Linked DNA regions of Homo sapiens: regions 2 and 3 are each linked to region 1. A link is a loop called in an ENCODE intact Hi-C map of the cell type or tissue named here. Cell type or tissue: PC-9. All regions are shown on one strand. Links, peaks and the distances in the headings refer to the core of each region. The heading gives the core; the rest is flanking DNA. Region 1 overlaps SETBP1 (SET binding protein 1). Region 2 holds the start of LOC124904291 (a long non-coding RNA gene). Region 3 overlaps SETBP1 (SET binding protein 1).

What was found. Hi-C counts contacts between places; a loop is a spot of excess contacts. Peaks named below come from ENCODE experiments on the same cell type or tissue, not always from the same donor. Only the 100,000 strongest peaks of a DNase experiment are listed, where the experiment ranks them.
Region 2: a loop joins it to region 1, with 7 times the contacts of the local background. A loop is called at or near these places in 2 of 110 quality-filtered maps.
Region 3: it touches region 1 in a loop (2.2-fold over the local background); 8 of 110 quality-filtered maps call a loop at or near these places.

Annotation. Positions count from the first base shown.
Region 1 is chr18:44,890,397-44,901,103 of GRCh38, reverse strand. The region is part of intron 3 of SETBP1 (SET binding protein 1); the gene reads right to left. Among named protein-coding and RNA genes, the nearest start is that of MIR4319, 74 kb to the left of the region's middle. RefSeq lists a silencer at 6,726-7,020. In PC-9, for the core only: a CTCF peak has its summit at 5,469 (motif pointing right); a DNase peak (open chromatin) is centred at 5,483.
Region 2 is chr18:44,337,118-44,347,824 of GRCh38, reverse strand. The region is part of intron 2 of LINC01478 (long intergenic non-protein coding RNA 1478); the gene reads left to right. It overlaps LOC124904291 (a long non-coding RNA gene), which reads right to left and starts at 6,490. Exons shown (of 2, transcript XR_007066348.1): 1 at 6,306-6,490; 2 at 4,795-6,102. RefSeq lists an enhancer at 5,501-6,700. In PC-9, for the core only: no CTCF peak of the experiment used is centred there; DNase peaks (open chromatin) are centred at 4,674, 5,474 and 5,844; H3K4me3 peaks cover 606 bases; H3K27ac peaks cover 3,111 bases.
Region 3 is chr18:44,822,555-44,833,261 of GRCh38, reverse strand. All of the region lies in intron 2 of SETBP1 (SET binding protein 1), which reads right to left. Among named protein-coding and RNA genes, the nearest start is that of MIR4319, 140 kb to the left of the region's middle. RefSeq lists an enhancer at 5,338-7,742. In PC-9, for the core only: no CTCF peak of the experiment used is centred there; a DNase peak (open chromatin) is centred at 6,581; H3K27ac peaks cover 1,174 bases.

The DNA.
Region 1 (10,707 bases), core at 2,725-7,724:
TCTTCTCAGGGTGTTAAATTAAACAGTTTGTTCTGTTTTATATATTAAAGACCCATGTGTAGTTTATTGTTTTTGTGGAGTTAAATGAATTCACATGTTAAATTAAAAAGGTCGGGGGAGACAGGAGATTTTATTTGTTTCTAGTATTATTTGGCAGAGTATAAAAGTCCCTGGGCTTAGAATTGGAAGGCTTGGACTCAAATCCACACCCTTCCTGGTACCAGCCAAGTGCCCTTGGGCAATTACTCAACCCATTTCCTTCACTGGTGGTTGTGGCAGCCCTTCTCAAGCAGAGTTGGGAGGCCTTAGTTCCCTTACCCAGCGGTTCTCCAACTAGTGTGTGCTCAGAATCACCGGGAGGGCTGGTTAAAACAGTACTGGGACCAATCCCCAGAGTAATCAGTACAGCCTGAGAATTTGCCTTTCCAACAAGTCCCCAGAGGATGCTGATGCTGCTGGTCTGGGGGGCACACTTTGCAAACTAATGTTCTGTGGCATTCATTGTGAACGAATTTTTCTCCTATGAATCTAGAAAGGTACTAGCTATGTATCATCCTTGGGAGAACAGAGAAAATAAATCACTCAAATAATTTTCTGTAAGACTATTTTCTTATGAAACACAGGCTGGTTATGAGGATTAATGGAGAGAAAAGCAGAAAAGCTTTGAGGTGTGTTCACAACTATAAGGCAGCATAAAGATCACTATAATGATCAACAGTCAATTGATGGATTCTTCTTAAGTTTGTTCTCCAATTTAGTTTGACATTCTTGAATTTCTTTAAGAGCAGTGGTTCCCAAACTTGGGCCATGCATCAGAATCACTGGCAGGATGTGTTAAACACAGATTGCTGGGGCCCAACCCCAGAACCTCTGAGATAGCAAGTCAGGGGGAAGACCTGAGAACCTGCATTTCTAACAGGTACTAATGATGCTGTTGTCCTAAGATCACACTTTGAAACCACTGATCTATTCATCTCAGCTTTCTTTCTCTTTGGCTTTGCTACCTTCTAGTCCAGGGGTTGGCAAATTGTATCACCTGTTTTTTAAATAAAGTTTTATTGCAACACAGATGCACCCATTCATTATTGCATGATCTATGACTGCTTTCAAGCTACAGTGGCAGGGTTGTGTCATTGCAACAGCAACTGTATGGCTTGCAAAGCCTAAAATATTTACTGTTCAGCCTATTATAGAAAAAGTTGGCCAATTTCAGCTCTAGTCTTTCTCCTTTCCTTTAATCATAATATTTATTAAATATCTTATACTTAAAAAGCATTTAATATATATTTTTGTATTTTGTCATCACAATCATATAAATGAATTTTGGGTCTCTTCTACCTTAGAGGGATGAGTAATTTGTCCAAGGGCACATAGAATCTGAGTCAGGACCAGCTACATAGTTTGTGGAGATCAATGCATAATAAAGTTGTGAGGCCCCTTGTTCAAAGATTAAGAATTTCAGATAGCAAAAACCAAGCACTAAACCAAGTGTGAGATCTTCTAAGTGTGGGCCCTTCATTACTGCCAGCGTGGAATGCCCATGAAGCCAGTCCTGAGCTGAGTGGTGAGTCCAGTCCTGAGCTGTATGGTCCCAAGGCTTGGAGCTCTCTCCTACATGGCTGACCATACAGCATGGCCAACATGCACTGGCCTGAGGAACTATTGCAGTTTTATTTTGGAGACAGAATTGCCTTCCTTTCTTGTTAAATCACCAGGACCCCTTGCAATCCCCGGTTATGATCTCCTTTGGGGAGGAATGCCTCTCTCTATTCCCCAAAAAAGTTTGGTGTCTGGAAATTACTCGACAAATGTGACTATTTATTTAAAAATTTACTTCCTTTGTTCTAGAGAATATTTAGAGAATATCATTTGTTCTAGAGAATATTTAAAATGGCTTTTCAACACATCATTGGTGGAGTAGTGGATATTAATAAAGGCAAAAGCATAGAAAGACATTGAAGGAATTATTGTTTTAACTCTACAAAAGGAACAAAAAACGAGCAATAAAAACATTATACCTTATCTCACTGTCACTTAAAAATTCATGGAGGACCCCAGACTAGAACCCAGTATCTCCCGATATGAGACCCAGGGCTGTTTTCCAAACTTAGCAGAGAGTATTTCCATTTGGGCAATCCCTCAGTGTTGAGGTATAAGTGACAGCAGTTAAAAAACACATGGAAAGCCAAGCCAGAGATCATTTTAAAGAATGCAGCATCTCATGTTATTTGATCACTATATTCTCTGAGCATTTAATCCTCTCAAATATTTTACAATCACTTCCTTTAATTACAGAGAAAACACATTGGAGTGATGTGGGTGCTCGGGTGTGTCCCCTCCTGTTTCCTTCTTTCTGTTTAATCAAGAATTTGAATCACCTTTCAGCTTCCTAATCCTCTAATCCTAAAAGGAATTTACTCTGCTCCAAACTCTGCTTGGCAAGACTGTACAGTAGAACTCGAAGCCCTTTCATGAAGACTGGGAGAAGGGAGAGAAAATCCTGGAGGCAGCCTTCCTGGCTTCCTTCCCCAAACTCAGGAAATTGGGGCCCCTTGAGAGAATTGTCTTCCAGCTAGCATTTGAAAATACACATCTGGAAGCCCTCCATCAGATTTACCTGCAGGGCTTATTAAAATTCTAACTTTCTAGGTGGCTTCCATTCTAGCCACGCTAAATTAGAAGTTGGAGACAGAAAATTTGTCTATCCATCTATATCTCTCTATCTATATTTAAATTTTCCCAAGTGATTCTCCTATGTACCATAAATTGAGACGTGGCTAGCCATTCACATCCTCAATGTACATTCACTGTATAAATATATTACTTCCAGGAAACCCATTGGTGCTTAATAGTGTAACTCAATTTAAAGGTCATGAGTTATAAATATATAGAATCAAGTAGTGGTGTGGCTAAAAAGACCTTTGATCAATATGGGTCACTGCTGTGGGATCCAGAAAGAATGTGGAGGAACAATGAAACAGGCATCTCTCTATGGAAAGGTATGCTGAGTTACAAGCAAAGAGCCCTGAGTGAGTTTAGAGTCAGGGTTTCCATTCCTCAGAAGTCTGGGCACTATCACAACAATTACCATACACACCTACCTTTTTAGGACAGCTGATACTTCCAGTATTCTGATTTACTGTCTCTACTGAACACTCTCATATACTGGAAGTCTCAATACTTCAGTAACCAAGGTTTACCAACTCAACACTCCCAGAAGTGCACTAAAAATCCTCTATCACACCACAGGTCTGTATTTCTGGCTTGATGAATGTGGTCACCATAACCAAGAGAACAGCCCAAAGCTCAGATTGTCTTCCCCCATTAGCACTAGAGCTGTCTTCCTCCATCTAAAAAGATGGCCTCGTTTTGCCCCTGCACAGCTGCTCTTGTTCATATGCTGCCAGTTACACGGCTGCTCACTCTTTTCTATTTACCTATTCTCTGAGAGCTGGAACAGCATTTCCTAATTTTCTCTCCTCTCACAGACGCACCTGCAGTGTTTCCCACACAACTCAATTAATGCTATAAACTGGTAAAAGATGATGGCCCCTGCTTGATTCGAGGAACTCATCAGTAAAATGAGCCCGATGTGTCCCAGACCACATGCTGGGAGGAATACGAATTTGTAACACACCTTCTCATCAGCCCGGGTCGCTAAATAGGGCAGACTTTATTTTTTTTTTGCAGAGCCTCCATATGTTCGACTCACATGGATCAATAGAAGCACCATATTGTCTTCACAAAAGCTTCAGATCCTCACCCTTTCTAATATACAGAAGGTCCAGATTGTTTTTTCTCAAACATAGGGATGCCCCGAAGCTTCAGCTGACAGCGTGGGATAGGGAAGCAGCCCAAGTGAGTTATGTGGCCACAGACTGTGGGCCACACCTCACCAATTTGGGTTTCAAATGGCCCCCAAAGGACCCCGCAGAACTTAAAAGCAGAGAGATTCAGCAACTCTGGAGCGCAAATGCAATCTTAACCTCTATCGTGCTTTTCTGCAACAAGGCAGAAAATCAAAAGTGAGGAGTGCACAGCTGCCCCACCAGAAGCGAAGCAAAGTCTCAACAGGAGTGAGTCAATACACTCTGGGCGACAGCTGGGTAAACATTTCCGATCAACCCTTGCAGTTTTGATAGAACCCTGTGTGTGTGTGTGATGGTACAGTTGGGTGGATTGATGGCTGCTTAAATATCTGTAATCAAAGAGTACAGAGTAAGAAGGACATTGACAAACTGGAGAAGATAAACAGAAACACAAATAATGGTGGTTATCAAAGAAGAAAGATATCATAGGAGGAAAAATGAGGATATTTAGCCTGAAGAGTCAAAATTTGGATGTAGGGCTGGGTGTGGTGGCTCACACCTGTAATCCCAGCACTTTGGGAGGCCGAGATCATCCTGACCAACGTGGTGAAACCCCATCTCTACTAAAAATACAAAAATTACTTGGATGTGGTGGTGTGCACCTGTAGTCCCAGCTACTCAGGAGGCTGAGGCAGAATTGCTTGAACCCAGGAGGCAGAGGTTGTAGTGAGCCGAGATGGCACCACTGCACTCCAGCCGGAAAAAATCCAACAAACAAAACAAAACAAAAAAACTTGGATGTAGAGTGGGGAGGGTCAGGGATGATGTCTGTCTTCAAATACATCAAGGGCCAAGGCACAGAAGAATAATTAGACTTGTACAATATGCATAATTCCAGGAAGAGACTAATGATGAAAGTAGCTGGGAAATAGATTTCCGCAAAATATAAAATGTTTTCTGAAAATCAAAAATGTTCAGAAATAGAGAAGCTGCTGGAAATTTAAGACGAGACAGAATGTCCTTTTGTCAGAGAGTCCTTTATGATATGGGAAGTTAGAACAGTGGACCTCCAAGCCACTTTCCAATACCAATTCAAAGATTGTGTGCTGAGACACTGCCCCTAATCATCTCCCAATACCACCCCTTTCAGCCCACCTGTCAGGGGTAGGCAATGAAGTAACTGACAACCGGCAAAGTTAAGAGGATCAAATGTTACAGGTATGCAATACCCAGGAAGCGCTGCTGTGGCTCTAGATTCCTCTCCAACATTTTCACTGAGGGAGTGATCATGCTCCTATCAGGGAGTGTGTGTAAGGAGGGTGGGGTGAGCATGCGGGCATGGGGAAATGATTTTTACTTTGCCATTTCACTGTTACATCAAATCCCCTTTAAGAAGGTTTTCAGATTTGCCTCTCGATGTTAATAAATAGCTCATAATGCAAAAAAAGTGTCATTTTTTTTCTTTGGTTGAAATAAATAAAACAAAATATTTAATTTTTCCTGAAGAGAAGTCATTTAGTTCTCAAATTGCATGCTAAACCCAACATTGTTAAGTTAATAAGTCATCCTAAAATTCTGAGCCACCTGTCCAGTGGGAAGAAAAGATAGTAACTTATGAGATTACATCCTAACACCATTGCCACCTTCCCACTGGGAGGCAGCATGGGGTAATGGAAAGAGCACTTCTCTGTGAGTCCAACTTCCTGCTCCAACAACTTGCTATGGTACGTTCAGCAGCCATTTCACTTCTGCTGTCAAAGGTCACTGCCATTTTCTAACTCAACCATAATCACTCAACAGAGAAGACTGAATACCACTTGACTACACAATTATATTTGAGGACACACACTCAGGGAAAATGGGTTCAAAATGCATAGTACTCTCTACAGCTCTTAGATTTTCCCAATTCTCAATAACTTGAGTATTTGATGTGAACTCATGGTTTTTCAAACCCACCCTTCCTTCCTTCCTTCCTTCACTCCCTCTCTCCCCCCTTCCTCCCTCCCTCCTTCCCTCCCCCTCCCTCCCCCCTTCCTTCCTCCCTCCCTCCCCCTCCCTTCCTCTCTCCCTCCCCCTCCCTTTCTTCCCTCCCCTCCCCTCCCCTCCCATCCCCTCCCCTCCTCTTCCCTTCCCTTCCCTCTTCTCCTTTCTTTCTCTGCTTTCATTTGCTTTTTCTTTTCTGAGACAGGATTTTCCTCTGTTGCCCAGGCTGGAGTGCAGTGGCATGATCATACCTCACTGCAACCTTGAATTCCTGGGCTCAAGTGATCCTCCCACCTCAGCCTCCCTAGTAGCTGGGACTACAGGCACATGTGACTGGCTACTTTTTTTTTTTTTTAAGTTTTGCAGAGATAGGGTCTCGCTATGTTGCTCAGGCTGCTTTTGAACTCCTGGCCTTGAGCAATCCTCCTGAGTCAGCCTCCCAAAGCAGCCACGGTGCCCAGCCTCAATTAAGTTTTCAACAGTGAATTGGACTTAAATTGTCTTCTGTTTACAATGGCTGAAATCCATTTAAATTCTCTTGGTGGTCCTTTGTTGATTCCTGGAGATTTTTGTACTGTACTTGCCTCATTCCTACACATACTTTAATTGAATAAAATGGGAGAATGCATTTTCCCAAGTGCCTAAAGTGACTGTGGAAATAACCAGGGAGAGTTACTATTTTCAGTCTACAACATATCATATTCAGATACATATCATTGTGGACATAATGAATGGGAATTCTATATACCTATAATTAGTCAACATAATTTTCTTTTCCTCCTTATATAATGATTTTTATCTGAGCACCAAGGGGGTCCTTTAACATTCAAATTAAACTTCATGACAATCCAACAAGCCCAATATTACTACCTCAATTAAGGACATTGCTACATAGAAGGGTGAAAAAAAAAATGATCCAAGTAAGATGATCAGGAATACACATCCCTGTTTACTAGGGAGGCAAACTGCAAGTCTCCTTTGGGAGGAGCATATAAAACAAATTTATATTTACAATCGCTTCCTGCACTGCTGGCTAAATTGAAGTCATTTTGCCAAGATTCACTCAGAAAAAGAGAGTACCATTTCCTGCATTCTTTGGCTGGTTCTGGCGAACAACTTGGAGAGAGGGGAAGTGACCTGCTTGAGGTGATGAGTTAGGAATCTATGAGGCTGCTGAATGGAAACTCAAATGAAATTGGAATAGCTTTTTGTTTTTTATTTCAGCCCTCAGTCATCTCTTTTCACTCTAAGGTTCTTTGCTTGAACTTTCTGCTTAGTTGCAAGTTGTGCTCTTACTGGCTGCAGATCAAGAGTGGAGTTTTAAAACTAAAGTGTCCCCTCCAATCCCTGTTTAACCTTAGCATAAAGAAATGGACAAAGTTTGGTATATACAATAGATAGGCAGCAACTCTCAAACTGTTTTGACCGTATGAGAGAGATAAGAGATACACTTTTCATCATATTCTGTACACACACACACAAATAGGTATTTTTGTGTGCATTTTACACATGTTAAAATAAGAGTTTAAAGAAACAAAATTTGCACTTACTCTGTATGATGTCTTTTGATATTTCTCTCTCTCCCTCCCTCTTTTCTTTTTTCCTTTCTCTTGCTTATATTGACCCCCTAAATTGAATTCATAATGGGTCATGAATCTCAGTTTGTATAAAAGCAAAACAAAACAGCTTATATAAAGTTCAAAAATGAAAGACTTGTTACCACTTCAGGAAGGCCACACCGGGGTGAGGAGAGAACATTGATCTATCAGCCAGGAGACCGAGGTTCAATTCCTGTTGACTACTAACTATGTGCACCAGCTAGAAAGCAGGGTGAAGGGTATGGGCTGAAGAGCCTGTGTTTGCATCTCACCTCTCTCAGTTACAAATTGTGTGAATTTAAGCAAGTTACCAAACATCTCCACGCTTCCATTTGCACATCTTTCAAATGGAGCATTCATAGAACCTACCCCCAAGGGTTATTATGAGCATTTAGTGAGTTATTGTAGGAAAATTACTCAGAACAGTTCTAATGACTGGCCTTTAGTCAGTGGCCAGTAAATGTTATCTAGTACTACTTTAAATTGAGGTGACAGGATCTGTTCTAACCCTTGAAACTTTTCATGTAGGTTGCTCGTTCTTAAGAAGATGAGAAGGAATTAAATGAGGAGAAATGAGTCACAGTTGTTATGGAAAAGGGACTGTTAATGTCATTTGACCACAAGCTTTTTTTGAGCTAACAATGGTTGCTAAAATAGTCATCATAATCCTAGATGGCAGTAATTGAAATAAAAAATCTCAATAGAGGCTGCTAACAATCACCCTATATTGGTCAGGAAACATTTAATATACTGTTATTAAAGTCATGGAGCTACCAGAAGATTTGATTGCTTAGGGTCATGGAGATGCCAGAAATCTATTCTAGGAGAAGGTGAACAGAGCTAGGAGGAGATGAAGACCATATTAATAAAGGCTTGGTTGAGAAAATGAGAGGTGTTTAGCTTGGAGATGTGAAGATTTAAGGGAGTTCTGATAACTGCTTTCAAATGGTTGAAGTTATTGTGTGGATGAGGAAGAAAAATTATTATGTAGCAGTTACAATAAAACCAGTAGATAGAAGTTTCAATAAAATATATTTGAACTCTATACACAGAATAATTTCCAAACAATAAAAGCTGTCCAGCCACAAAATACATTACCTGGCCAACAGAAAGCTCTCCATCACTGGAAACTTTCAAGCAGAGACAAGATGACCTACTAGGTATGCCTAACTGATTTTTTGAATTGGTAACAAGATCAAATCACAACCTATTTTAGAGCTAAAATTCAACACAATAGCACAGGTAAATGGGCTTTAAAAGGCCTAAGCCATGTACATATGCAGGTGACATTATGTCAATGCTGTCTGCACCTGTCTGCACCACCTGGAGTGTCTGTTTAAGTCCTCAAAAACACATTTTGCTTCCCATCCTTAATTCCCATATAAGGCCATTCTCTAAGTTCTATTGCAAAACTTGGGCAGCCATGTAGCTCTCCACCAACGAAACAGCTAGGCCTTTGTGCAACTTCTCATCCATAGTGGAGAGCCAGTGGAATTTTATTTTTGTTTTGCTTACTTCTCTTTCAGCCCTTTAATAGCAAACAAACAATTTGGAGATAATTTAGGCTCCAAATAAACTCCTCACTCCTCCTCTCATGCCCAAAAACTGTCAAAATGTTTGAATGTAAAAGGATTATTCAGGATTCATTTTATAAGACATTTGAGCTTAATTTCTGTTGTTTCTTCTCAAAGTAGAGCACTTCTCCTCCCCTCAACTTTTGAGTCTGGGTTTCTCATCTCGTAGGTGGGTTTGATGAATATATCTGTTGATCATGTGCAAACTCCTTTGAGAAAATAAAAAGCAATGTTCAAACGTTCAAAAATAATGTCTTTTACAGTTCCTATTTCAAGACATCTATGACAAAAATCTCTGTGAAAGACATGTGACCTAAAGAGGAAAAAAATGCCTCCATTATACAGAAACTAAAATGGTTTGGCATTTGTGAAGCAGGACTCTGAATTGGTCAGATAAAGACGGAAAGGAACAGTAGAAGACTAAGCAATAACCCAGGAAATCTGAAAGGTATTTACAGCCAGTTGAGATCATGCAGGCCTCAAATACATTTTTTTTTCAGGAATAGAACATTTGCAGCCTGAGTTAACAGCATAGTTACAGTAGTCTTGGCTCACTTTTGTGGAACAGACTCACCCATGATGACTTTAGAAGCTGTGGCTGGTGCAAAGCCCCATTATAAGACTTTCACTCATGCCAAGGTTGGCTTATAATGAGGCCCAATATAATCCACCTCTGTCCTATATTCAGAGGTAAAATCTAAGCACTGCAGTGCCTTACAAGCAATAGGTACTTAATAATGTTTGCTGACTGAATGTGTATAATAAAATGTAGATCAAACCTAGATGATCAAATATATGAGTGCTTCTGTTTCATTTCATTTTGTATTGATGTGCCCCTCTGATATGGTTTGGCTGTGTCCCCACCCAAATCTCATTTTGAATTCTCACGTGTTGTGGGAGGGACCTGGTGGGAGGTAATTGAATCATGGAGGCAGGCCTTTCTCATGCTGGTGTTGTGATAGTAATAAGTCTTACAAGATCTGATGGTTCTATTAGGGAGAGTTTCTCTGCACAAGCTATCTCTCTTTATCTGCTGCTATCCATGTAAGATGTGACTTGCTCCTTCTGCCATAATTGTGAGGCCTCCTCAGCCACGTGGAACTGTAAATCCATTAAAACTTTCTTTCTTTTGTATATTGCCCAGTCTTCAGTATGTCTTTATCAGTAGAATGGAAACAGACTAATACCCCTTCCTTGTCAAATGTTTTAGCATTTAGTGTTTGCCAAGAACCCTAGACTTGGAATCAGAAGATCCATGTAAATTCCAATCCAGTTTGGTCACTTACTAACACTGTGAGCTTGGGCAATTCATTTAATCTCTCCATCCTCAGTTCCTTAGAGTTAAAAAACTTGAATGACAGTAACTGCCTTCATGAGGTTGCAGGTTTTATTCAAAAATAAAATGCAAAAATCATTAGGAAATTACTTTTTAAGCAACAAAGCACTCTCAAGTGTAAGACTAGGTGAAAAAATTATAGTCCACAGGTCACCTTCTTATTTTCCTTCTTCCAGGTGTAGGCTGAGGCTATTTTGAGGGATCCTCAAAATTAAATAGAGGAAATGGGCATATTTGTTTTAATAATAACTTGATGATATATCGTGTCCATAGGATCTATACAAACATCTCCAAATACTCCATCTTTGACCTCTAAAAAGATTCCCATGGAAGAGCCTTCCCCATCTGCTAGAGTTTCCTAATCAGGTGAAGAGAAATAGGACAATCTCTCAGATGGAGAAAAACCC
Region 2 (10,707 bases), core at 3,765-8,764, 550 kb after region 1:
TTCTAGTATAGACGGGGTTTCACCACATTGGTCAGGCTGGTCTCAAACTCCTGACCTCAGGTGATCTGCCTCCTCGGCCTCCCAAAGTGTTGGGATTATAGGCATGACCGCTGCGCCCAGCCGATCAGTAGCATTTCTACATGCCAACAATGAATAATCTAAAAAAAAAAAAAATAGCCTCAAGAAATAAAATAACTCGAAATAAACCAAAAATGTGAAAGATCTCTATAATAAAAACTATAAATATTGATGAAAGAAATTGAAGAGGATACACACAGAAAGGAAAGATATTCCATGATCATGGATTGTAGAATAAATATTGTAAAAATGTACATACTACCCAAAGCAATTTATAAAGTCTATGCAATCCCTATCATCACAAACTGGTGCCTGTCAGAAGATGCGATGAGGGGAGGGAGAGTATTAGGAAAAATAGCTAATGCATGCTGGGCTTAATACCTAGGTGATGGGTTGATAGGTGCAGCAAACCACTATGGCACACGTCTACCTATGTAAAAAACCTGCACATCCTGCACAGAACTGGAAATAAAAAATTAAAAATTAAAAAAAAAAAACTATGGTGGTCAGAATGCAATGGCATGACATACTAAAAATGCTGAGAGAAAAAACCATCAATCAAGAATTCTACACTCAGCAAAAGTATTCTTTGAAAACGAGGGAGAAATCAAGACATTTTCAAATAAACACAAAAACTGAGGTAATTCATTAGTAGCAAATTTGCTCTTCAAAAACTACTCAAGGAAGTCTTTTGGGCTAAAATGAAAGGTCAATAGACTGAACTTGAAACCCCATGAAGAAATAAGGAACACTGGTAAACATAACTATATAGGTAAATAGAAAGCACAAATTTCTTTTTGTTTGTAACTCTTTATCTGATTTGAAATATAACTTTATAAAGTAATTATAAAAAATACAATAAAATACCAATGACAGTGTTCATTGAAATAAAAAAAAATCCTAAGTTATATATGGAATCACGAAAGACCCAAAACAGCCAAAGCCACAAAAACAACAACAAAAAGAAAACTTCAGGTATCACATTACCTGACTTCAAATAATATTATACAGCTGTAGTAATCAAAACATCATGGTACTGGAATAAAAACAGGCACATAGACCAATAAAACAGAATAGAGAACTAAGAAATAAATCTATAACATATATAGTGAACTCATTTTTTATAAAGGTGCCAAGAACATACATTGGGGAAAGAACATTCTCTTCAATAAAAGGTGATAGAAAAACTGAATTTTCATATGCAAAATAATGATACTAGACCCCTATTTCTCACCATATGCAAAAATCAAATCAAAATTCATTAAATCTAAAACCTGGAAATATAAAACTACTAAAAACGAACATTGGAAATATTCTCCAAGACACTGTTCTGAGCAAAGATTTCTTGAGTAATACCTCAAAAGCACAGCCAACCAAAGCAAAAATAGATAAAAAGATTAATATCAAGTTACAATGCTTCTGCACAGCAAAGGAAATATTCAATTAAGTGAAGAGACAACTCACAGGATTGGAGATAATATTTGCAAACTATCCATCTGACAAGGGATTAATTATAAAATATGTAAGGAGCTCAAACTACTCGATACAAAAAAACCTAATAATCTGATTTTAGAAATGGGCAAAAGATCTGAATAGCTATTTCTCAAAAGAAGATATAAAAATGGCAAACAAGTATATGAAAAGGTGCTCAACATTATTGATCATCAGAAAAATGCAAATTAAAACTATAATGAGGTGTCATCTCACCCCAGTTAAAATAGTTTTTATCCAAAAGGTGAGCAATAATGAATGCTGGCAAGGATGTGGATAAAAGACAACCCTCATACGCTGTTGATGGAAATGTAAATTTGTGCAACTACTATGGAGAAAAATATGGAGATTTTTAAAAAAAACTAAAAATTGAACTCCCATATAATCCAGCAATCCTACTACTAGATATATATCCAAATGTTAGGAAATCAGTATATCAAAAAGATATCTGCACTCCCATATTTATGTTCAGCAATATTCATAATAGTCAAGATATGAAATAAACTTAAGTGTTCAACTGCCAAATAAAGAAAATGTGGTACAAATATACAATGGAGTATTATCAATCCATAGAAAATAATGAGATCCTGTAATTTGCAACAACATGGATGGAACTGGAGGACATTATGTTAAGTAAAATAAGCCAGGTACAGAAAGATAAACATTTCATGTTCTCACCTACTCATAGGAGATAAAAATTAAAACAATTGAACTCATGGATAAAGAAAGAGTAGAATGATGGTCAGCAGAGGCTAGGAGGGGTAGCGTCTGTGTGGGGGGCATGTGGTGATGATTAATATGTACAAAAATACAGTTTGATATAATGAATAAGATCTAGTATTTTATAGCACAACATGATGACTACAATCAACAATAATGTACTGTACATTTAAAAGTAACAAAAAAAGTATAATTTGACTATTTGTAACACAAAAGATAAATGCTTGAGCCAATGGATAACCCATTTACCCTGATGTAATTAGTACACACTGTATGACTATATCATGTATCCTATACATATATATACTTACCATATACCCATAAAATTAAAAATTAAAAAAAGAAACTTATAAATACATTTTTATACCTTTTGCTGTGGTTCCCACATCTGAGCATACCTTCTAAGAGAGTAATTTTAAAAAGTACAAATGCTGTAGGTGTATATGTAGATATTAAAATGTTATTTATAATGGCAAAGATTGGGGTCATCTGTGACACTGGCAACAGAGGAATGTTGGATACATTTTAATACTGTGTTTCTCCATGCACCATCTAACCAAACACTTAGTGTATATCTGTAACAGACAAAGATATTTTTTAAATCACAACTTCAATATCTTATCAAAACCAATACAATAAAGGTCATTTAGAAATATCTTTAAATCACTTAATACAAGTCTGTTTTAAATTTTCCTTAATTTTCACAGAAATATCTGTTTAAATCAGGTTCCAAACAAATTTTATGCATTATTGTTTAATATCCCCCTAAAGTCTTTTTAACTTTTAACAAGCTAAAACTGACCCTGTATTCTGTATCGTTTTCTTCCAAATGCCAGTTAGTTATTCAAAAATCTGGGTCATTTGTCATATAGAATTTCCCACATTGTATTTGGCTAACTCTTTGTGGTTATCATTTAACATGTTTTTCTAAGCTTCATTTTTTCCTGAAAACTGGCAGTTGGATCTAAAGCCTTAGCAAGATAAAAGCTTATTATTATTATTTTTTTACTCCAGCAAGAGCAAGGCAGAGATGGTACTGTATGCTTCATATTGCATTATATCAAAAGAAATGAAATATTTTCTTTTCCTACCTTTAGTAACAGTAGATTTCAATGATGAAAGTGGAATTCATTTTTAAATGAAGGTCCCAATTAGCTTTCATCTGAAGGGTTAAACAGCCATTCATGACTAATACCTAGATCCACTGTTTCTTTATTTTCTTTCTATTTTTGTTGAGGTAGGGTCTTTCTTTTGCCCAGGCTGGTCTCAAACTCATAGTCTCAAGTGATCCTTTCACTTCTGCTTCCCAACTGGCTGGAATTACAGGTGTAAGCCATGCCTCCAGCTATTATTTCATTAGGAAAAAAATTATATAACAATCTTACTTCATTTATAAGCTGTATTTATACTACAAAGAATAACTTTTTATTATTCTCTTTCTGGTTTCACTGAAATACAATCCACGCAGAGTAAATACATGATATTTTCCAATTTTCAGAATAATGAGTTAGTTCCTGTGAAAACCCCAACTTTGATGAGAATTTTTAAAAGATCATGAACACATGTATTTTTAATGTTTTGATGTGTTTCAATTCATTGAAGTTATTACTATTTAGATAGTTATGTTTGGCCCCTATTTTTGGCCAGTAAGCTTCCCTAAAAGTCAATTTGTATGTCCTTCTGACATTACCCCACACTTTGCATATCTCTTGGCTTTTAGAGACAACAAGATAACCACACTCATTTTGGAGTTGTCTTGCCCTAGAGAGGAACTACAGTCTCTTTCATTCCAAATTTTGGCAGAAGAAGAAGAGTGTTTCATACTGGTGTGTCTGCAGGCTAGGAAGAGGGAAGAGTCTGAAATTGGGAGTAGGGGGAATGGAGATAATGCTCCTTCTGTGGATTTCAATAAGAACTGGCTCTGTAGGGGGTTTCTCTCTGTGTATTTCTTTCTGTTATTTTTTGAAAGCCTAAGGGCTTTCATCACTGACTTCTTGAATGATTATGTCACATTTATCTCACTACTTTCTAGTTTGTTTTTACTAAATTTGAAAAATAAAGTTTGGAGCCAGAAAGCACTTTTAGCCAAGAGTCAAAACACTTGGATTCTCAGAACCTGCTAACTATGTGGCCATAGACAAAACCTAAAAATGCTCTGGCTCTCATTTTTTTTTCATTTACAAAATGAGGATTATAATAAGTGCCAACTTAACTTTCAGAAAAGATGTGCAAATATTACTAAAGCAAAAGTGGGATGTCTTCAAAAAACACAAGTGTACAATTGTGTATTGCTTAATGACAGGGATACACTTTAAGGAATACATTGTTAGGTGATTTCATTGCTGTGCAAACATTATAGAGTGTACTTTACGTAAACTGAGATGGTACAGCCTACCACATACTTAGGCTATATAACATAGCCGATTGCTCCCAGGCCACAAACCTGTATAGCATGTTGCTGCACTGACCAGTGTAGGCAATTTTATTTATTTATTTATTTATTTATTTGACAAGAATGAGACTTTAATCAGTTTTAAGTGGAGTTTATAGTGTATGCAATTTTAACACAATGTTAAATATCTGTGTATCTAAACATATCTAGATGGAGAGGACAGAGCAAGATGGCCTAATAGAAGCCTTCATTGATCATCCCTCCCATAGGAACACCAATATAACATCTACACAAAAAAGCACATACACAAGAATGAAAAATTATGTGAGGTATCACAATACCTGGTTTTAACTTCATATCACTAAAAGAGGCACTGAAGAGGGTAGGGAAAACAGCCTTAAATTACTGATGCCACCCTTCTTCCATACTCCCAACAGTGGCCATGTGGCAAGGAGAATCTATGTGTTTGGGTGAGGGAGAGTGTGGTGAATGAAGTGCTGCTCTGTCACAGCAGAAAGGAAAACATGGCTAAACTCAGCTGATGCCTACACATGGAGGGGGGATCGTTTAGACCAGCTTTAGCCAGAGGGGAGTTAGCCATCCCAGTGGTTGAATTTGAGTTTTGGGAAGCCTTGCCCATGAGGGCTAAGGGGCTCTGGGGTCCTAAATACGCTTGAAATGCAGTCTAGGCTACAAGGACTTGCAATTTCTAAAAAGTCCTAGCAGCATACTGGGCTCAGAGCTAGTGGATATGGGACATCAGCCAGGGTGACTAAGGGAATGCTTGTGCCTCTCCCTCGACAAACCCAGGCAGCACAGCTTGCAGCAACAAAAATGACTCCTTTATTTTACTTGAGGAGAGGAGGAGGGAAAGAAGAGTAAGGGGGACTTTGTCTTGCATCTTGGTTACCAGGTCAGTCATATTAGGATAGGGCACTGGGAAGAGTCATGAGTCCCCCATTCCAGGCCCTAGCTCCTGAACAACATATCTAGACATACCCTAGACCAGATGAGAACTTGCTACCTTAAGGAAAGAAGCCAGTCTGGCAGGATTAATCACCTGCTGACAAAAATGCCCTTGGGCCTTGAAGAACCAGCAGCAATACCTACATAGTTAGTCATGGGCCTTGGGTGAGTCTCTGAGATATGCTGGCTTCAGGCACCAGCTTGGCCACATTGGGTAGAGCACAAAGAGGGCTATTGACTTCCCTGATTCTAGGCCTTGGCTCTTGGGTGGCATTTCTCAACATGTTCTGGGCCAAAGGGGAACCCATTGCCCTGAAGGGTGAGTCGCAGGCCTGATGGCTTCACCACAGGCTGACTGAAGAGCCCTTGTGGTCTTTAAGTGAATATCTGTGATAGCCTGGTAGTACCTCTCTTGAGTCTCTGGTGGTGGTGGCCACGAGGAAAGGCTCCTCTGCCTGGGGAAAAGGGAGGGAAGAGTAGGAAAAATATTATCTCATGGTTTGAGTGACACCTTAGCCTCAATACAATAGAACACCAGGCAGATTTCTAAGATCTTTGATTCCAGTCCCTGGCTTCCAGACAGTACCTGTGGACCCACCCGGGGACTGAGGAAACTCACTAACCTGATGAAAAAGACAAGCCTGGTTGGTTTTGTTACCTGCTGATTATAGAGTCCTAGGGCCTTGAGCAAACAGAAGCAGTAGCCAGGTAGTGGTTACACTGGGCTTTGGGTGAGACCAAGTGCTGTGTTGGCTTCAGTTCTGACCCAGTGCAGTCTCAGTGGTAGTGGCCACAGAGGTGTTTATGTCTAGCTTCAGGCAGCTCAGCAGATAGAGAGAGACTCTGTTTGTTTGGGAGAAATTAAAGGAAGAGAACAAGAGTTTCTGTTTCTGTCACTTTCAACTTTTCCCCACTAAGTATAATGTTGACTATGAGTTTATCATAGATGGCTTTATTACCTTAAAGTATGTCCCTTCTATGCCGATTTTACAGAAGGTTTTAATCATAAAACGATGCTGGATTTTGTCAAATGCTTTTTATGCAGCTCTATTGAGGTAATCATATGATTTTTGTTTTTAATTCTGTTTATGTGGTGTATCACATTTATTGACTTGCATATGTTAAACCATGCCTGCATTTCTGGTATGAAACCCACTTGATCATGGTGGATAATTTTTTTGATATGCTATTTGAATACTCGCAGTCAACTGATCTTCAAAAGAGCAAAAAAAAAAAAAAAAAAACAACAACAAAACAAACAAACAAAAAAAACATAAACTGGGAAAAGGCCCCCCTATTCAACAAATGATGCTGAGATAACTGGCAAGCCACGTGTGGAAGAATAAAATTGGATCCTTATGTCTCACCTTATACAAAAATCAACTCAAGATGGATCAAAGACTTAAACCTAAGACCTGAAAACATAAAATTTCTAGAAGATATCAGAAAAACTCTTCTAGACATTGGCTTAGGCAAAGAGTTTATGACGAAGAACCCAAAAACAAATGCAACAAAGATAAATAGATGGGAGTTAATTAAACTAAAAAGCTTCTGCACAGCAAAAGAAATAACAAGCAGAGAAAATAAACAACCCACAGAGTGGGAGAGAATTTTCACAAACTATGCATTAAAAAAGGACTAATTACCAGAATCTACAAGGAACTCAAACAAGTCAGCAAAAAAACCCAAATAATCCCATCAAAAATTGGGATAAGGACATGAATAGATACTCTCAAAAGAAGATATACAAATCACCAAAAAGTATATGGGAAATGCTTAACATCACTCTTTATCAGGGAAGTACAAATCAAAACCACAATGAGATATCACCTTACTCCTGTAAGAATGGCCATAATCAAAAAATTAAAAAATAATAGATGTTGGCATGGATGTGGAGAAAAGGGAATGCTTTTACACTGCTGGTGGGAATGTGAACTAGCACAACCAATATGGAAAACAGTATGGAGACTTCTTAAAGAACTAAAAGTAGATCTACCATTTGATCCAGCAATTTCACTACTGGATATCTACCCAGAGGAAAATAAGTCATTATATAAAAAAGACACTTGCATATGCATGTTTATAGTGGCACAATTCACAATTGTAAAAATATGAAACCAGCCCAAATGCCTATCAATCAACAAGTGGATAAAGAAAATATGATACACACACACACACACACACACACACCATGGAATACTACTCAACCATAAAAAAGAATGAGATAATGACATTTGCAGCAATCTGGATGGAGTTGGAGACCATTATTCTAAGTGAGGTAACTTAAAAATAGAAAACCAACATTGTGTGTTCTCACTTGTGAATGAGAGCTAAGTTATGAGGACACAAAGGTATAAGAATTATAAAATGAACTCTGGGGACTCGGGGGGAAGAGTGGAGGGGGAAAGGTTAAAAGACTACACATTTAGTACAGTGTACACTGCTTGGGTAATAGGTGCACCAAAATCTCAGAAACCACCATAAAGAAATTATCCATGTAACCAAACACCACATGTTCCCCCAAACTATTGAGATTTTTAAAAAAGACAAAAAAAATTAAGATAACACAGAAAAGGAATTCATAATTCAATTAGATATATTTAACAAAGAGATTGAAATCATTAAAAAGAATCAAGCAAAAATTCTGGAGTTGTAAAATGCAACTGACATACTGAAGGCATCAGAATCCCTTATTGGCAGAATTGATTAAGCAGAATAAATAATTAGTGACCTTGAAGAGAGGGTATTTGAAAATACACAGTCAGAGGAGATTAAAAAAAATAAGAATATAGCACACTTACAAGATCTAGAAAATTCTCTCAAAAGATCAAATCTTAGAGTTATTGGCCTTAACAATTTATGGGTTAACCCATTATGGGAAGGGGTAGAGAAAGAGATAGGGGTAGAAAGTTTTTTCAAAGAGATAACAGAGAACTTCCCAAACTGAAGAAAATATATTAACATTCAAGCACAAGAAGTTTATAGAACACTAAGCAGATTTAACTCAAAGAAGACTACCTCAAGACATTTAATAATCAAACTCCCAAAGGTCAAGGATAAAGAAGGATTCTAAAAGCAACAAAATGAAAGAAACAAATAACTCACAAAGGAGCTGCAATATGTCTGGAAAGTTTAAAGGCCAGGCAAGAGTGGCATGACATATTTAACTTGCTGAGGGAAACATCTCTTAACACAGAATGTATCTGGCAAAAATATCCTTCAATCATGAAGGAGAAATAAAGACTTCCTGACAAACAAAATCTGAGGTATTTTATCAACACCAGACTTGTCCTATGAGAAACACTAAAAGGAGTTCTTCAATCAAAAAGTAAAGAACATTAATGAGCAATAAGAAATTATCTGAAAGTATAAAGTTCACTGTAAATAGTAAGTACTCAGGAAAACAGAATATTATAACACTGTAATTTTAGTGTGTAAACTACTCTTAAGTAGAAAAACTAAAAGATTAACCAAGCAAAATAATAACTACAACAACTTTTCAAGCATAGACAGCATAATAAGATATAAGAGAAACAGCCAAAATTAAAAAGGGGAGAGATAAAGTGTAGAGTTTTTATTAGTTTTTTTTTGCTTGTTTGTTCATTTGTTTATGCAATATGTGTTGTCTTCAGTTTAAAATAGTAGGATATAAGATAGTATTTGCAAACCTCATGGTAATGTCAAATTAAAAACCCTACAACAGATACACAAAAAATAAAAAGTAAGAAATCAAATCATACCACCAGAGAAAATCACCTTCATTGAAAAGAAGGAAGGAAAGAAGGAAGAGAAGACCACAAAATTACCAGAAGAAAATGGTTATTTTCTTTTAATGGCAGGATTAAGAGTTCTCACTTATCAATAATAAAGTTGAATGTAAATGAACTAATTTCTCTGATCAAAAGATATAAAATGGCAGAATGGATTAAAAAAGAAGACCCAGTGATCTGTTGCCTACAAGAAACACACTTGATCTATAAAGACACACACAGACTGAAAATAAAGAGATGGGAAGAGATATTCCATAACAATGAAAATCAAAAAAGAGACAGAGTAGCTATACTTATATAAGAAATAATAGATTCAAGTAAAAAACTATAAAAAGAGACAAAGAAAGTTACTATATAATGATAAAGGGGTCGATTCAGCAAGTGGATATAACAATAGTAAATATATATGCACCCAACAATGTAGCTCCCATATATAGAAAACACATATTATTAGAGATAAAGGGAGAGATAGGCCCCAATATAATAATAGCTGGAGATGACAACACATCACTTTCAGCATTGGACAGATTTCCAATTTAAAAAATCAACAAAGAAACATCAGACTTAATCTGCATTATAGATCAAATGAACCTAATAGATCTTGACAAACATTTTATTTTGTGACTGCAGAACACACATTCTTCTCTTCAGCATGTGGTTCATTCTCAAAAAAAGACCACATGTTAGTACACAAAACATGTCTTAAATTCAAAAAATTGAAATAACATCAATCATATTCTCTGGTTACAGTGCAGTAAGACTAGAAATTGATAATGAGGAATTTTTGAAACTACACAAACACATGCAAATTAAACAATATGCCCCTAAATGACCAGTGGGTCAACGAAGAAATTAAAAATAAAATTGAAAAGTTTCTTGAAACAAATGATAATGGAAACAAAACATATCCAAACCTATGAGATACAGTGAGGGCAGTACTAAGAGCAAAGTTTATATCTATAAGTGCCTACATCAAAAAAGTAAAATAACTTCAAATAAATAACCTAACAATGCATCTTAAATAACTGGAAAAGCAAAAACAAACCAAATCAATAATTAGTAAATAATATCAGAGCATAAATAAAATTGATATGAAAATACAAAAAACAATGAAATAAAAAGTTAGTTTTCTAAAAAGATAGACAACATTAACAAACCTTTAGCCAGATTAACTAAAAAAACAAGAAGAGACCCAAATAAACATAATTATTGATGAAAAAGGAAACACTAAAACTGATACTAAAGAAATTCAGAAAATCATTAGTGGCTACTATGAGCAACTATATGACA
Region 3 (10,707 bases), core at 3,789-8,788, 69 kb after region 1:
GTAAACTTGAACATGTGTCAGAAATACCTGGAGGGCTGAGCCCCACCTCCAGCATAAATCAGAAGATCCCAGGTGAGGCCTGAGATTTTGTACTTCTATCAAAACTCCAAGGTGATGGTGATACATAAGTGCTAGCCTAGGCACTTGGCTTACGTCATGCCCAGCCTGTGGGCTCTTAGACTTACCGTCCAGTATCTTAGGCCCCTAATCAGAGCAGACACTTTCCATCCACCTCCACTGTCCCCAGTAAGACACAGTGGCACAGTGGCTGGCCTTGGACCCAGAGGTGATGGGTCTAGGGTGAGACTATGCTCTAAGGTGCAGCCCTGGCCTGCTGCAGACATTTGTCCAATGTGATTAAAAATCAACTATGAAATGCTTCAGGGGCCAGAAGACTGGGAGAGCTGAGACCCGACTTGCAGAACAGCATGCATTTTGTGTAACTAGCCTAGATCGAGTAGTGTGTGGGTAGACAGCTGTTTCTCATTCAGGGACCAGCAGGGCCCAAGGAATGGGAAGCTAAGAACAGTGCTGCCCAGCCAGGCCCCTGTAATGAGAACCTGGTGGGCCCATCAGCCCTGCCTCAGAGGGGCAGGAAGAGATGAGGAAGGCTGGGGAGGGGGACCCAAAGGGCACCGAGTTTGGGGATGTCAGCATTACCTAGCAAATATCCTGATGCTAAGTGAAAAGAATAACTATGGATATCTAGTTCTGCCATGACTAGTTTGCATCCTGGGATTTGGAGGAAATTCAGCCATACCAAACAAAGAGCTAGAGGGGCTCGCCCTGACTGCCATGTTTCTCTGATGATGTGTTTCTGAGACAGTGGTCAGAGAGCCAGGGGCATCAGCATTTCCTGAGCACATAGTGAACATGCAGATTCCCAGGCTCTGCCAGGTCTTCAGAGTCAGAACCTCTAGGGGTAGCCCCGGGCCTGGCCTGGGATGCTGCATGCTACAAAATCTCCCTGAATAATGGTTATGTTCACTGATGTTTGACCAGGGTATAACTGGTCAGTGGCTTGAATCTGACCTGTGCTGGAAGCCTACACCTTTTTCAACTCTGTTTTCAAATTTATAAATGATGTCTAGCGTCACCTGATGGGCCTGACAGTCAAAAATCATAAAAAAGGGCTCATTCCTGTCCACTGTATCCAAAGACCACCTGTTCTCCAGAGCCAAAGGAGGCATGTTGCTTCTCATTCTTAGCATTTTAAAAATCAACCTATTTAATAATCAATAAATCTTTATTGAATACCAATTTTGTGCTTATCAGCCTATCAGGAGAATGCAAAAATTATAAGCCATGATCCTTGACAGCAAGAGTGAAAACACAGCAGGATAAACACAACTCAGTCCCACAGAAGGTCAAGGACACCCTAAGGCAGAATGCACAGCAAGTGAATGGGAGGGCAGGTCATGGGCGGATTTAAAATCTGTTACAATCAGTGTCACAATCACCTAAATAATATTTATTTTAATTCAGGAAGTCTACATGCCTTGTGTTACCCAGAACCAATAGTAACAATAGCCTTCATTTATAGAACATGTATATGGCACCAGACATGAAGAGTGTTCACCTTATATTACCTTACTCACTCCTCTTCATAACCTGAGGCGATAAGTACAATTATTTTTTAATTATAAATGAGGATTCTGAGTCATTTGGCTCTTAACTATTTGTCCAAGTTCACACAGCTAGTAAGAGATGGAGTCAGAACATAGTATTTTCATTGTTAGTCTTATGTTTGAAAATCATGAATATCTGAGTCTAATGTAATTAAATGTCAAACTTTGGCAAGATCATTGAAAGTCATAATGGTATCTAACCCAAAGGAAGAAAAGGTCAGCAATGTTTTCAAGAGTTAGGAATAAACCTCATGGAAGAGATGGACCTTTGGAGGGGAAATTCTGAAACTTGCTAACCTTAGATATCCCTTAATCACATGTCTGGTTTTATACAGGATAGTGGTAGAAAAATCTCTGGGAATCTCTAGGGAAAGTATTATGTCTAAAATAATCCATGAAAACAAGTCAAACTGAGCTCACTGTCTATGCTACACTACTCCACATCAGTTGAGGCCAACATAAGAACGGTTCATCATAGGCAATGTTCACAAACAGGCCTCTACTGGATTTACAAAGTTTACAACTGTGCTTATTTGTCCTTTTTTAAAAAAGAGGATTGCGAATAAAAACAGAAAAGAAAAGACAGCTCTATACAAGGCCTTCAGCACTCTGGGAAGTCACTGAGCAGAAAATTGAATTTAAGTTTCTCCAAATGATACATATTCCCCATCCTCCCAATGCTTTGTGGAATGATCCACTCCCTCTATAAGGCAGTCATGAAACCAAGGAAACACTTCAAACTGGAGAAAACACAATGTACTGTTTTGTGAATCCAGACTTTTGGAATCAATTCAAATTCTCAATGTATAGGGTTTCTACCCCTCCCCTCCCCCAAATAGTATACAGTAACCTTCAGTCTTCGTGCAACAGAATGTTTAAAACTTGTGTGTGGTTTTCCTGTATTCACTGTTTACAGAGGATGAGAATAAAATTGTATTCTGGCCAAGGAAGCAGAACAGTATCCCTAGTAACTCTGCTCTCTGAGAGCTGTCCCACCCAGCTTCCATCTGATCAAATCCCAAAAGTTTGCACTGCACAATCAAATAAGCAGAAACACCCTTCGTATAGGCAAAAAAGAGACAGGAAACTCCTCAGTGCAATTAGAGGACTTCCAAACATCTCCCCTACACATCTTCCCTTAGCCTGAAATTCTCCCTTTAGAGATGCTGCCAAGATTTTATAATAAAAGATGTGTAAAATTACATTCTGGAAAGAGCCTTTGAGATCTTCTAGGCCAGTCCTCAAATTGTATGGTTGAGTAAAATACCACCTTACATAAGGTCACTGTTTTGCACAAGAATTTAGTTTTTAAACTGCAGCAGCACTTCCCAAAGAGACTGTGTTCAGTAAAATGCTGGTCCTTTCTGACTTTGGGTCAAAATAAACGTCCCATGGTCAAATTAGTTTGGAAAATGCTGTGTGGATTACATCACCTCCCCTCTTCTCCCTTTTGTGGATTCTCAATGAAGATTAGTACACTATTAAAGATTCCAATAAGTTCTACCATCAAGAACCCAATTATTTAGTTTTTTTCCCCAAACTTATTTACCTACTTAAATTTTTTACAATATAATTTTTACTAACATGCAGAGGAATGAGTGCCTCTGTGTAAACCATTTGGAAAGTATGACATTATATCATAGTGTGTTCTCTCCTTCATGAGAAAAAGACCTCAAGAATACTATTTTATACTGATTCACATTAAGTTATTTAGAACCCATCAAGTCTCATTTTCCCCCTGACAAGAAGGGTTAGGCAATGGTAAATAATGTGGATACGTAGAAGGATCTGAGACATGCAAAATATACTTTGACAACAATCTGGCCTTGAGCATGGCCAAATTTTATAAGTGGGACTGTGCCACATCAAAGAGATTAAAGACAAGGACTCAATCAACTGACCGCTTTGCCCCTCCGTTATAGAATTTCATCCTGATTTGATTTTTAGAAATCTTATTTGCACCAGACCACTAATTTCTACTATAAGGTTCCTTTCCCACATTTTTTATGAGCAAAATAGCAGACACACAGTAGGTGCCTAATGATGAGTTGAGATTAAAAATGTCATGTTGCCGAAACAGAACTGATCATGGTCGGCCTTCTTCTTGATGGAAACCAGGATATAACTAGACTCAGGATTTCATTTTACTAATTTTTATTCATCTTAAGCAGTTTATTTTTTCAAAAAACATTTAAGTATTTTCCGTTGTTCAGCTGACTTACAAGTCTAAATAAACTCAGTTTAGATACACTTTATCAGCAAAATTTCGTCTTTTCAATAGAATTATACTTGACCAAAAAAAATTATTCACAGGCGTCAATGCAATAGGGCAGATCAGTAACATGTATACGATGTTCTGAGCTTGCAATCTTGAGAAACAAGAAGGTACACCAACAACCAAGTTTATAATAACACTTTAACGTCTAATCTGCGGATTCAGAAAACCCACATGGACCCAAACAGGGCTTGTAGTGGGAACCATTTCTCTTCACTCTAAGTCACTCCCACCATTAAATGGAGATTGACCTTAGGGAATTGGGAAGGAAACTTTCACTGTTTTTCACTCTTTTCCATTTATCTGGTAGATGTAACCAGAAAAATGTCTTGTCTTAGCATGAGCTACTTAACAAAATACCACAGACTGGGTGGCTAAAACAACAGAAATTTATTTTCTCCTAGTTTTAAAGGCTGGAAAGTCCAAGATCAAGATTATAGCAGGGTGTAGTGTCTGCTGAGAGCTCTTTTCCTAGCTTGCAGACAGCTGCCTTCTCCCTGTGTCCTCACATGGTGGAGAGAAAGCAAATGAGTTCTGTAGTGTCTCTTCTAATAAATGCACTAATCCTATCAGCTCAGGGTTCCACCCTTATAACCTTACTTAACCGCAATTACTTTTTCACTCTGAATACAGTCACATTGGGAGTTAGGGCTTCATTGTCTACATTTGGGTGGAAGGGAACACAATTTCCTCCACAGCAGCCCTGTAGATACAAAGCACAAGTCAGCAGAAGCTTCTTCTCTTTTTGTCTCTCCTTCCATCATCCACCCCCTTTCTGTACGACCCTTCATATTATACAGGATAGGAAAAACAGTCAATGTTCAAGAAATAATTTTCAAAATAATTTAAAACAGATTGGAATAGATAAAAAATATCTCATTCCCTCAGCTGCCCCTGAAATCACCATATTCAAAGAGACATCAAGTTCAGTAGTATCTGAATTTTCATCTACTACATTGAATAATGACTGATGGTTCAAGAACCATTGCCAGAGCTGTCAAGACAGCACATGTGGCAGCTCACAGATCCTGAGTCCCTTTGTTTTCATTGCCATGTGACAAGGCCATGGATAACCTGTTTCACCGCATTTCAACATAACGGAACTTCCTAACTGGAGATCCCTGGGGCCCTGTCAAGAACAATCAGCTACATAAATTAGAGACCACTGTGCTGATCTTTTTTTTTTAAACCAGTGACTTGAAGACAACAAAGGGACATTTCAATCATAGTTTGAACAATGGCAATATTAAGTGCATAGTGTCACGAGAAGAACACTTTGAGAAGTGAATACATTTATGTGAATGTATAATAAAGTCAAGTTTGTGTTTTGAAAAGCTAGTCTCTTAATCTCTCTTGCTTTGGACAGCAGTGTTACCACCTTTCTTAATTTCAGATCATCAATAAAAGGTTCTGAGCATGACTAGGCTTGAATAGGCACTGGTTGGCCATATTTTGCTTTTCTTACTTTTCTTCATTTCCCACCTAGGGAACTACAGGGAAAGTGTGGGTACCCATGGCAGAGCTGGTTGAAGGCTTAACAGGGTCAACAAATGTGGCACGTGCAGAGTGTACAATACTAAACCTGTGCCATTTTCAGAGACTATATTTTGACTATAATGCTTTGATCGCCTAATGTTTCTATAAAGTATGCAGTTTCTCTTTTGGTATGAACTTCCTCACCCAAGAAGAATAAGGTTTGTTAACTCTAGCTGAAAATGCCAGTCCTCCATGGTTTGATTGATAAGGCTAAGGCCCAATATACCTGCATCTTCCCAAACCCTAGCATAGGGGCAAACCACAAAAGACCGTCAATGATATACATTTGATAGTGAAGATGTATATGTTGCAATGAAGAAATGAGTGAATGAGCTATCATGGGGGCTGTCTGACATGTCAGCTCAATATTCAGAACCGACCTATTCCAAAGTCTAAGAACAACAATCAATATAATTTCTATTAAGAAATTTAGAGCAAAGAGAATGAACTGAATAACACAAGCGTGTCTCTAATGACACGTCTATGGGCAATTCTAGTCTAGTGAGGAAGGGGATGCAGTTAGAATCCAACTGTCCCACCATCGTCACAAGCTTTTGTTTTTGTTTTGCTTATTTTTCTTTCGGAAACTATATTGGGAAGTTCCTTAATTAGAAGCTCCCTGATTTCCTACCATAGAATCTAGGAGAGCATTTTTTTACAAGTTTCTTTTCTTTAAAAAGAAAAAGACATTTGTCATCAAATAGAACATGTCATCACCACTAGTGAGCCCTATGCTTATGCTACCACACTGATTGCATCATGAACTGAGGTACTTCAGTAAGCATTTCTGGGGCCAATCAAGTGAGGGAGAGAAGCTCTCCCATGGCATTCTTAGCCTGCATTGGATATAAAGAAGAAAGCTCAAGAAACTGTAGTTTCCCTCTGTGGCCCTTTTGTGGGCCCAAAGCAGCTATTAAGGATCCTTGGTGTTCCTGGATTATGTGCTAAACAAACCAATGTTTGAACCACAGAAGGGCCAGGCTGAGGCTGGTCTGGTCTGCAGGGGCCTCCTTTGTTTGGGGGTTGGAATCATTCCTTGGTTCCTTTTCACTACTCCTCCCCACCCGCAGCTCCTTCCCCTCTCCCAATTCATTCTTTAAGAATTTATCCTGCTGCTTCTTTAACTCAGCATGTGTCTGGGCAGATGTCCAAGAACGCTCCCTTCAACAACGACAACAACAGGAACAGGAAAAAAAAAATCCTCCACTTCAATTCAGTCCTCCCTGCTCTTGCTAGCTCTCCCGTCTCTCTCCTGGCTTTTAGCAGCTCATGATTGATAATGCCCCCAACTCTCTCACCCTGGGACTCCACATGCCTTTCTGCTGAACAACACCTTCTCTGTGAGGCAACCTGGGAGCCCAGCCACTGGGCCCTGGAACCCCCTTGGGGTCTTTTGAGAGAGAAAAAAAGAAAGGCCAAAAAGGGGCCCTAGATGGGGGCAGACCCAACAGGTACAAAGCCACCAAAGAGCTGAATGCAATGAGCTTTTGTGCGAGGGCCAGGGACTGACGGAGGTGGAGAGAGGCAGGAGAGGCGAAAAAGGGGTGAAAGGGCAAGAGGGTCTTTCCATACCTCTTTGCCACCCATTTCTTTGCCCCAATGAATGAGAAAGGCAACCACAGTGAACCTCCAAAGGACCAAGTATATTTTGAACCAATGAAAATCATTACACTAGAACTTTCCTTTGAACTCTATTGGCCTCTGTTGACCTTCCTTGAGAGACGACATGACATTTTCAATCACATTTAGTTACAAAAAGATTCATCTAATATTTATTGAGAACCTACTAAATTCCAGGTATTATGCAAGTCGTTTGCTTATGCATTTAACTCTTGAAACATCAAGGTACTAGTCACTCTTTATTAGCAGATGAGAAAATCGAGGTGTAGAGAGATTAGTTCCCTTATCCTGTATCACACAGTTAGTAGGTGACAGTGTTGGGAACTGAACTCAGGTCTTGTAATACCAAGGACCATACTTATTCCGCACTACTCTGCTGCTACAGTAAACTTTGAGAAATAAAAGAAAGACTGAATGAAGAGCTCCCGGCAAAGACAAGGACATTATTATTATTCTAGTATTTTTATTTGTACTATCCATTAATTCTGCATCAAGAAATCTGCATCATCCATAAAACTACTTTTCTCCTTTCTCATCAAAACTATCTTGGAATACAAAGGTCAGGTGAAGATTGTCCCAATGTTGATAAACCACATTATCTAATTTTACTTTATAAATGTTTTCTTGGATATCCAATTTAACATTATATCCTTTACATTTCAAGAGGGGCAGTTTGAAAGCCTTTGTCTTTTTTAAAACTGCTCTTAAAAAATATTATCTACTATATAAGAGACAATTCTTTTTTAAAGATACTTTTAGAAAAATTGTGTGCCTTTTTCACTGGATGAAAAAATATTCTGATAGATAAACCTGTGCTCTCGGTTAAACAAAAACTGTCATATAAGATGGATCCCTTCTCTTTCTGGCTTCCAGCAAACACAGCCCACATCAGTCCTCCATGTAAAAGATCAGAGCCTTGAAGGAGCCAGGTAGCTCCCAGTCCTTTTAGATAATCTCTGCTTTGCTTTCCCCCTAATTGCTGAATTTTTATTACACTTGTAAACCTCTGAAATTCCCTTGGAAACAGGCAAGACATAACTCTAAGATCTATCCCAGTCTAACTCCAAGTCTAGCACCATAACTTGAAACATTAACCTTAATGCCCCCAGGTGGGGATAGAGCAGAATAAGATACAGCAAGTTCCTAAGCAGAAGTGAAAAAAGTAACTCTATATGTTTAGGTGAATAATGTGCAGGAGAATCTGCACTCCACTCTACCGGGAGCAGAGGTGGGAAGCAGCTACTCCAAGTAAGAGCAGGAGAGGAGCAGTCGCCATGGCTGCAGCAAGACCAAGACTTTGCTCCTTTATCTTCCTGCTTCAGGATTTCCCTCCCTTACCTACTTGCTACGATGACCCACTCCCTTTCTTCATCTGCTTCCCTAGGCAATCACCACTTCCTTCCCTTCCTATTGCTCTCTTTCTTCTGCCCTCCATTTTCCTTCTCTTCCCATCCCCTTCTTTTTTTCAATTGCATTAAAAGGGCAATTCCCTGGGGAAAAGAAAAAGAGGAGACAGCCAAAAGGTTGTAACTTGTCATTTAGAAAATTATTCTGCTAATGTTGAATATTAATGGGTCTTTTAAAATGAAAGATACACACCTCTGGCAGTGTTATGTTACACCGTCAGAAATATAGAGGCGCAATCAGGAAATCCATCAGCAAATACCTTTGGAGCATTTACTTTATGCAAGAACTGGGTTAGTGAGGTGATATTGTTAAAATTATGAATAAATTTTAATGTGGACCCTTACCACAGAGAGAATAGAATCGAGTGAGATATACACATATGCCACATTCAATAACCCAAGTGAATCATACAAAACCCTATATAGATCCCATGTTATGTGCAGTAAATAAGCAGGTATCAGGGTAGAGTGCTAGAGACTAGATGGGCACCACCGAACTCTCAGAGGCAGGGTGCACTGTTGGGTGGGCTCAAGGAAGGGTAGCTTGAGATGAGCTCTGAAGGATGGTTGAACTTTGCAGAGAAGCAGCAGAAGAGAGCTGCAGCCTTAAGATTTATGCCCCTGCCCTACCCCCACCAAACACAGACACATAACACAGATGCATATGCATGCACACACACACAGGCAGCCACTTCTCAAGTCAAGGTAACTGGTCTTAAGATTTGGGCAGGAGTGAAAAGAAGTTTGAATGGAGGTTAGGGTGAGAATGAGTAATGTCTCCTGTCAAGACACTGAACAGTCATCCTCACAGCCACCTGGGATTACTGCCATGGTTGGTATGAAGCCAAAGTGCTCATACATGAAGGATTCACCAACTATTGTTTTCTCTTAAATTCAACTAATCCCATAACCAAATGGTTTTAACCTCACTGCTCACCTCAAGAACTTACCACAACTAAGCAGAACAATGAGGGTGGGAATGAAAGGAGTAAAATCATTTCTTATTTGTGAATCAAGGGGACTGATCTCACAGATCTTTGGCTCTCCTATATATATCATCCCCCTTTCTACTGCTTTGCCACTTTAGCTAATAAAGATTATTTCTATTTCTTTATTGCACAAAAGCCCCAGGTCTCATAAACAAGGGGTCTGCTCTGCATCGAGGTTTGAACTTCCTTGACCTGAGCATAAGTCCTGTTCTAGAATATTTTTCTCCCGGTATGTGGGAGTCCCTAAGTCAGCAGCTCGTAAGCCTGAATAGAAGTGAGTCCTCATCACAGAGCAAGTGTTTTCAGCACCAAATGATAGAGCTAGGCATAAGAAATAAATGCCACCTATTTCCTGCTGAATCATTTATTTGCTTTCTGAAAATATAACTGCTTATTGTTAGAGCAGAGAGGGAGAAGCTATCATTGGTTTTTGTTTCATTTGGTATTTTCCTTCAGATGGATGAAAGCATGGATCTTTTTCACTAGTATCACCTGTAAGAAAACAAATCCAGGGATATCTATTTCTTTTTATTCTGTTAAATGCTAAAAGCTTGCAAGTAACCAGTATCCACTCTAAGATTTTGACTCTGCTGGATATTTTGTGTAAGCAGTAGTCTATTTTAATTAATAAGACATGAAGAGCTAGGCAAAGATAAATTCTCTCTTATTCCTTTTTTTTGGAGAAGTCTCACTCTATCGCCTAGCCTGGAGTGCAGCAGCATGATCTAGGTTCACTGCAACCTCCACCACCTGAGTTCAAGTGATTCTCCTGCCTCAGCCTCCTGAGTAGCTGGGATTACAGGCTAACACCACCACATGTATTTTTTGTAGAGATGGGGTTTCCCCATGTTGGCCAGGCTGGTCTCAAACTCCTGACCCTCTGGTGATCCGCCCACCTCGGCCTCCCAAAGTACAGGTGTGAGCCACCGTGCCCAGCCAATTCTCTCTTATTTCTATACTCCATTGAAAACAACTGTAATTGTTGACTTTCAACTACATGTATATGTGTACTAGTGGGGAGGTGAGATTGGGGGCACCTAAGTCAGAGGCCCAGGTTTTCAATAGTGGAATAGCCATTGTCATATGCTACCTGTCAAAACCATAGCTTCTCCATGTAGCTGCCATAGGGAGCAAGTTTCAGTTCAGTATCTTTAGCGGAGGCAGTTGAAGAGTGAGGCTAATTGGTGAATAGGGTTAGCAGAACGAGCTGCAAAGAGTTGCAATCTAACTTCTAACCTAATCATCTACGCATC